2 separate regions of the Homo sapiens genome follow, and region 2 is linked to region 1. A link is an interaction called in ENCODE POLR2A ChIA-PET data of the cell type or tissue named here. Cell type or tissue: HepG2. All regions are shown on one strand.

Evidence for each region. ChIA-PET counts read pairs that join two places held together with the same protein. Peaks named below come from ENCODE experiments on the same cell type or tissue, not always from the same donor. Only the 100,000 strongest peaks of a DNase experiment are listed, where the experiment ranks them.
Region 2: POLR2A ChIA-PET joins it to region 1 with 7 read pairs; 1 of 35 experiments calls an interaction of 5 or more read pairs at or near these places.

Annotation. Positions count from the first base shown.
Region 1 is chr19:44,945,015-44,947,514 of GRCh38, forward strand. It overlaps APOC4 (apolipoprotein C4), which reads left to right. Exons shown (of 3, transcript NM_001646.3): 3 at 126-482. The coding sequence ends at 291. It overlaps APOC2 (apolipoprotein C2), which reads left to right and starts at 1,037. Exons shown (of 4, transcript NM_000483.5): 1 at 1,037-1,061. APOC4-APOC2 (APOC4-APOC2 readthrough (NMD candidate)) reads left to right here. Exons shown (of 6, transcript NR_037932.1): 3 at 126-1,061. In HepG2, no CTCF peak of the experiment used is centred here; a DNase peak (open chromatin) is centred at 977; H3K4me3 peaks cover 1,747 bases.
Region 2 is chr19:44,620,213-44,622,712 of GRCh38, forward strand. The region is part of intron 1 of IGSF23 (immunoglobulin superfamily member 23); the gene reads left to right. Among named protein-coding and RNA genes, the nearest start is that of IGSF23, 7.9 kb to the left of the region's middle. In HepG2, no CTCF peak of the experiment used is centred here; a DNase peak (open chromatin) is centred at 1,354.

The DNA of each region.
Region 1 (2,500 bases):
CTGGGAGGAGTGGAGGGTTAGAGCTGAGAGCAGGAACTCCTAGGTCACAGAGAGGAGCGGATAAATGGGGCAGAGAACACCTGGGGAGAGCTGGGGCCTCCACTGTGATGTCCTCTCTCCTGTAGGAGCCCGAGCACCTTCCGGGGCTTCATGCAGACCTACTATGACGACCACCTGAGGGACCTGGGTCCGCTCACCAAGGCCTGGTTCCTCGAATCCAAAGACAGCCTCTTGAAGAAGACCCACAGCCTGTGCCCCAGGCTTGTCTGTGGGGACAAGGACCAGGGTTAAAATGTTCATAAAAGCCAGGTGTGGTTGTGGCGGGTGCCTGTAGTCCCAGCTACTCAGGAGGCTGAGGTAGGATGATGGCTTGAGCCCAGGAGTTCGAGACCAGCCTGGGCAACACAGCGAGATCTCTTGGGGGTAAAACAAAAAGAAAAAAAAAAGTTCATACTTCTCCAATAAATAAAGTCTCACCTGTGTCCCTGTCTGGATCCTTCCCCAGTGTGGCCAGAAAAAAACCCACCCCACTGCCTCCCAGGAATCAATGAGTAGAAGAGGTGACACCTGATGGGGAAGGAAGAGTAGGGAGGTCGGGAAGGGTATCAAGGAATAACACCCTATTGTGGGCTTGCGGAGAATGGGGGACTTCAAGGCGTGTCAGTTTCAGGAGGGTGAGGGCAGGAGCGTGGGTGGAGTCAGCAGGTCCCCATGATGGCCCTCACTGAGAGCTTCGCCCTTGTCTCCTACAAGCTCTGACTCCATTCCCAGTGGGCACCCAGCACCTCCAACCCCTCCACAGCCCCCAACCCAGCCTCTGTCGGAGGCGAATTCTCAGAGTGAGGGTTCCCTGTCACTTGAGAGAAGGTTCCCTGTGACGTGACCTTGGGGGACGTCATTGCCCTTTCTGTCCCCACCCACCCCCTCCGCAGTTCTGTTGGCCAGGACTTTGGCCTAGACAAAGGATGGGGGTTGTGGCTGTGGAGCGGAAGTGGGTCTCAACCACTATAAATCCTCTCTGTGCCCGTCCGGAGCTGGTGAGGACAGCCTGCCAGAGTCTGGTAAGAAAGGGACTCAGGGTGCGGGGACAGGGGGGCGTCAGCAGGGAGAGGGCAAAGATCGATAAAGCAGGAATTTTAAGAGGCACAATATTAGAAGCCCGTGTTGGAACCATGACTGTGTGTGTGTGTGTGTGTGTGTGTGTGTGTGTGTGTGTGTGTGAGAGAGAGAGAGAGGGAGATGGAGTCTCGCTATGTAGCCCAGGCTAGACTCAAACTCCTGGGCTCAAGCAATCCTCCTGCCTCAGCCTCCCCAGTAGCTGGGACTACAGGTGCACCACCACACTCCACAAATCACAGAATTTAGAACTGTAGACTATTTGAGCTTCTGCTTAGAGTTAGGGTGGCTGAGGTGGGGAGGATCCCTTGAGCCCAGGAGTTTGAGGATGCAGTGAGCTGTGATCTTGCCACCGTGTTCCAGCCTGGGTGACAGAGAAACCCCATTTCTAAAAAAGAGAAAGAAAAAGGGATAGGTACAATGGCTCATGCCTGTAATCCCAGCACTCTGGGAGGCCGAGGCGGGTGGATCACTTGAGGTCAGGAGTTCGACACCAGCCTTACCAGCATGGTGAAACCGCATCTATACTAAAAATACAAAAATTGGCCGGGTGTGGTAGCATATGCCTGTAATCCCAGCTATTCCAGAGGCTGAGACAGGAGAATTGCTTGAACCCAGGAAGCGGAGGTTGCAGTGAGCCCAGATCGTGCCACTGTACTCTAGCCTGGGTGACAGAGCAAGACTCAGTCTTGGCGGAAAAAAAGAATGAAAAAATTTAAAAAACTAAAAAAGAACTGTAGGCTGGGCGTGGTGGCTTACACTTGTAATCCAAACGCTTTGGGAGGCCAAGGCAAACGGATCACTTGATGTCAGGAGTTGGAGACCAGCCTGGCCAACATGGTGAAACCCCGTCTCTACTAAAAATACAAAAATTAGACAGGCATGGTGGTGCATGCTTGTATTTCCAGTTACTCAGGAGGCTGAGGCAGGAGAATCGCTCGAACCCGGAAGACAGAGGTTGCGGTGAGCCAAAATTGCGCCATCGCACTCCAGCCTGGGCGAGAGAACAAGACCTTGTCTTGGAAAAAAAAAAAGAATTGTAGACCATTTGCTTGTGTTCTTTCTCCGGGGATCAGATCTCACCCTCTTTCTGCCGTACTTCCTCATCTCCTACGTGTGGATGATGATATTGTGCCCTGTGCATGTTCTTCGTCACCAAAAGTGCCTCTCTCATAGAGCAGGTGAGAACTCAGTGAGGAGATGCAGGGACATGAGGTCTGACTTAGGGCAGAGCCCTAAGGTAACACATTTGATCTACTGTAGGTCCTTAATGGTGTCTGCAGAGCACCTCCCTGCACTGACTCAGCCTTAGCAAAGGGCAGAGGCTTTGCTGTGTTCCCTGCTGGGCCCAGAACTGTTTAGGTGCTCAAGAAAGCCTTCTAGG
Region 2 (2,500 bases), 320 kb before region 1:
GAGCCAAGACCATGCCACTGCACACTTAGAACCCCACTTCTGCACAGAGGGGTTTTTACTCCCCTCCCAGAGAATTTATGGACCGCTGAGGTTCATCCATCTGTATTTCTGTGATTTGATGACTAATTTTGTGTGTGTGTGTGTGTGTGTGTGTGTGTGTGTGTGTGTGTGTGAGATGGAGCCTCGCTCTGTCGCCCAGGCTGGAGTGAAGTGGTGCGATCTCGGCTCACTACAACCTCCACCACCCGGGTTCAAGCGAGTCTCCTGCCTCAGCCTCCTGAGTAGCTGGGATCACAGGCGCCCGCCACCACGCCCGGCTAATTTTTATATTTTTAGTAGAGACAGGGTTTCACCATGTTGGCCAGGCTGGTCTCAAATTCCTGACCTCAGGTTATCCACCTGCCTTGGCCTCCCAAAGTGCTGGGATTACAGGCGTGAGCCACCGGGCCCGGCCTGAAGGCTAATTCTTCTAAAGGCCTGGCTCCACACCTTCGCCTATGCCATTCTCAGTCCGAAGGGCCCTTTCTAAAGAGAGAGGTTGCAGGAACTCACGCTCGGTGGTGCAGGCTGTGTGGCCAGAACTCCCTGGATCAAATCCCTCTGGCATCTGTTATGCCCCTGAGTCCCTGCAAAAAAGTAACTTTCTGTTTTGCACTTCAGTTTCCCCATCTGTGCAATGAGGTCATAGTGGAACCTACCTCATAGGGTGACTGTGAGGAGTAAGTGAGTTAATCAGTGCTAAATGCCTACAACAATGCCTGACAAAGAGCAAGTAAATGTTAGCCCTGGCCAGGTGCTATGGCTCACACCTGTAATCCCAGCAGTTTGGGAGGCCGAGGTGAGAGGATTGCTTGAGCTCAGAAGTTCGAGACCAGCCTGGGCAACATGATGAGACGCCCATCTCAACAAAGAATTTAAAAATTAGCCAAGCCTGGTGATGTGCGCCCATAGTCCCAGCTACTCAGGAGGCTGAGATGGAAGGATCCCTTGAGCCCGGGAGGTTGAGGCTGCAGTGAGCTGTAACCTTGCCACTGCACTCCAGCCTGGGGGACACAGCAAGACCCTGTCTCAAAAAAAAAAAAAAAAAAATAGCCCTGTTTGTTTCAAAGGACTTGACTTCTTTGAGCCTTCCTTTTCTCATCAAAATGGGAATAAGGCCGGCACGGTGGCTTACACCTTTAACCCCAGCACTTTGGGAGGACAAGGTGGGTGGATCACTTGAGCCCGGGAGTTCAAGACCAGCCTGGGCAACATGGTGAGACCCCATCTCTACAAAAAATAGCTGGATGTAGTGGCGCACGCCTGTAATCCCAACTACTCTGGAGGAGACTTTGAGCCCGGGAGGTGGAGGTTGCAGTAAGCTATGATTGCACCACTACACTCCAGCCTGAGTGACAGAACAAGACCCTGTCTCAAAAAAAAAAAGGAATAATAATAATTACTTCATAGGATTGTTGTGAGGATTAAATGAATAAATCCAGTGGCTTTCATGAGAAATGCTTTTCACATCATGTCCAGTATATCCCACAACTAACCAAAAGGCAAGTGTAGTAACAGTTATTACTATGAGTAATGCTCTCTGATGTTTTCTATAATATTTCTTTTCATGTTTTGAATGTTGATCACAGTCTACTAATGATTTAGACACCTGGGCATGGGTCTCGCATGCAGTATAACAAGCCATGGATTAACACGTGTGCTTGGCTCACAGTAAGAGCCCAATCCATGGCCGGGTATGGTGGTTCATGCTTGTAATCCCAGCACTTTGGGAGGCCGAGGCGGGTGGATCACCTGAGGTCAGGAGTTTGAGACCAGCCTGGCCAACATGGTGAAACCCCATCTCCACTAAAAATACTAAAATTAGCCGGATGTGGTGGCGGGTGCCTATAATCCAGCTATAGAGAGGCAGAGGCAGGAGAATTGCTTGAACCCAGGGGGCAGAGGTTGCAGTGAGCCAAGCTCCAGCCTGGATGAAAAAGCAAAACTCCGTTTCAAGAAAAAAAAAAAAAAAAGAGCCCAATCCAGGTGGCTGTTATATTGCCTCTTGTTTGTACACCTAGTGGGCTCTTTCTCCTCCTTCAAGGCTTAACTCAGACACCTCCTCCAGGAAGCCTTTCATGAGGTCTCTGGTTGTGCTAAAGTTCTTTTCACTTATAACATTGCATTGAAATCAGAAATCAGCTCTAAGTGGAAGTTCCCAGCACAGTCTGGGAGTTCAAATCCCAGATGTGTCCCTACTAGACCACGAAGCCTGGCCCTAATGAGCCCCAAACCTCAGAGCCTTTCACCTGAAAAATGCAGACAAGAAGTGGGGACCTCTTGGGTCACCTCCTCGCTGGGCTGTTTCCACTCCTCCAAACTTAAAGTCAAGTTCTCACATGATAGCCAGAGTGAGCCTGTTCAAACCTAAGCCAGCTCACGTCCCTCCTCTGGGCAGTCCTCCCATGGGTCCTACTGCACTCAGAGTCAAAATCAGAGTCCTCACCCTGGCCCAGGAAAC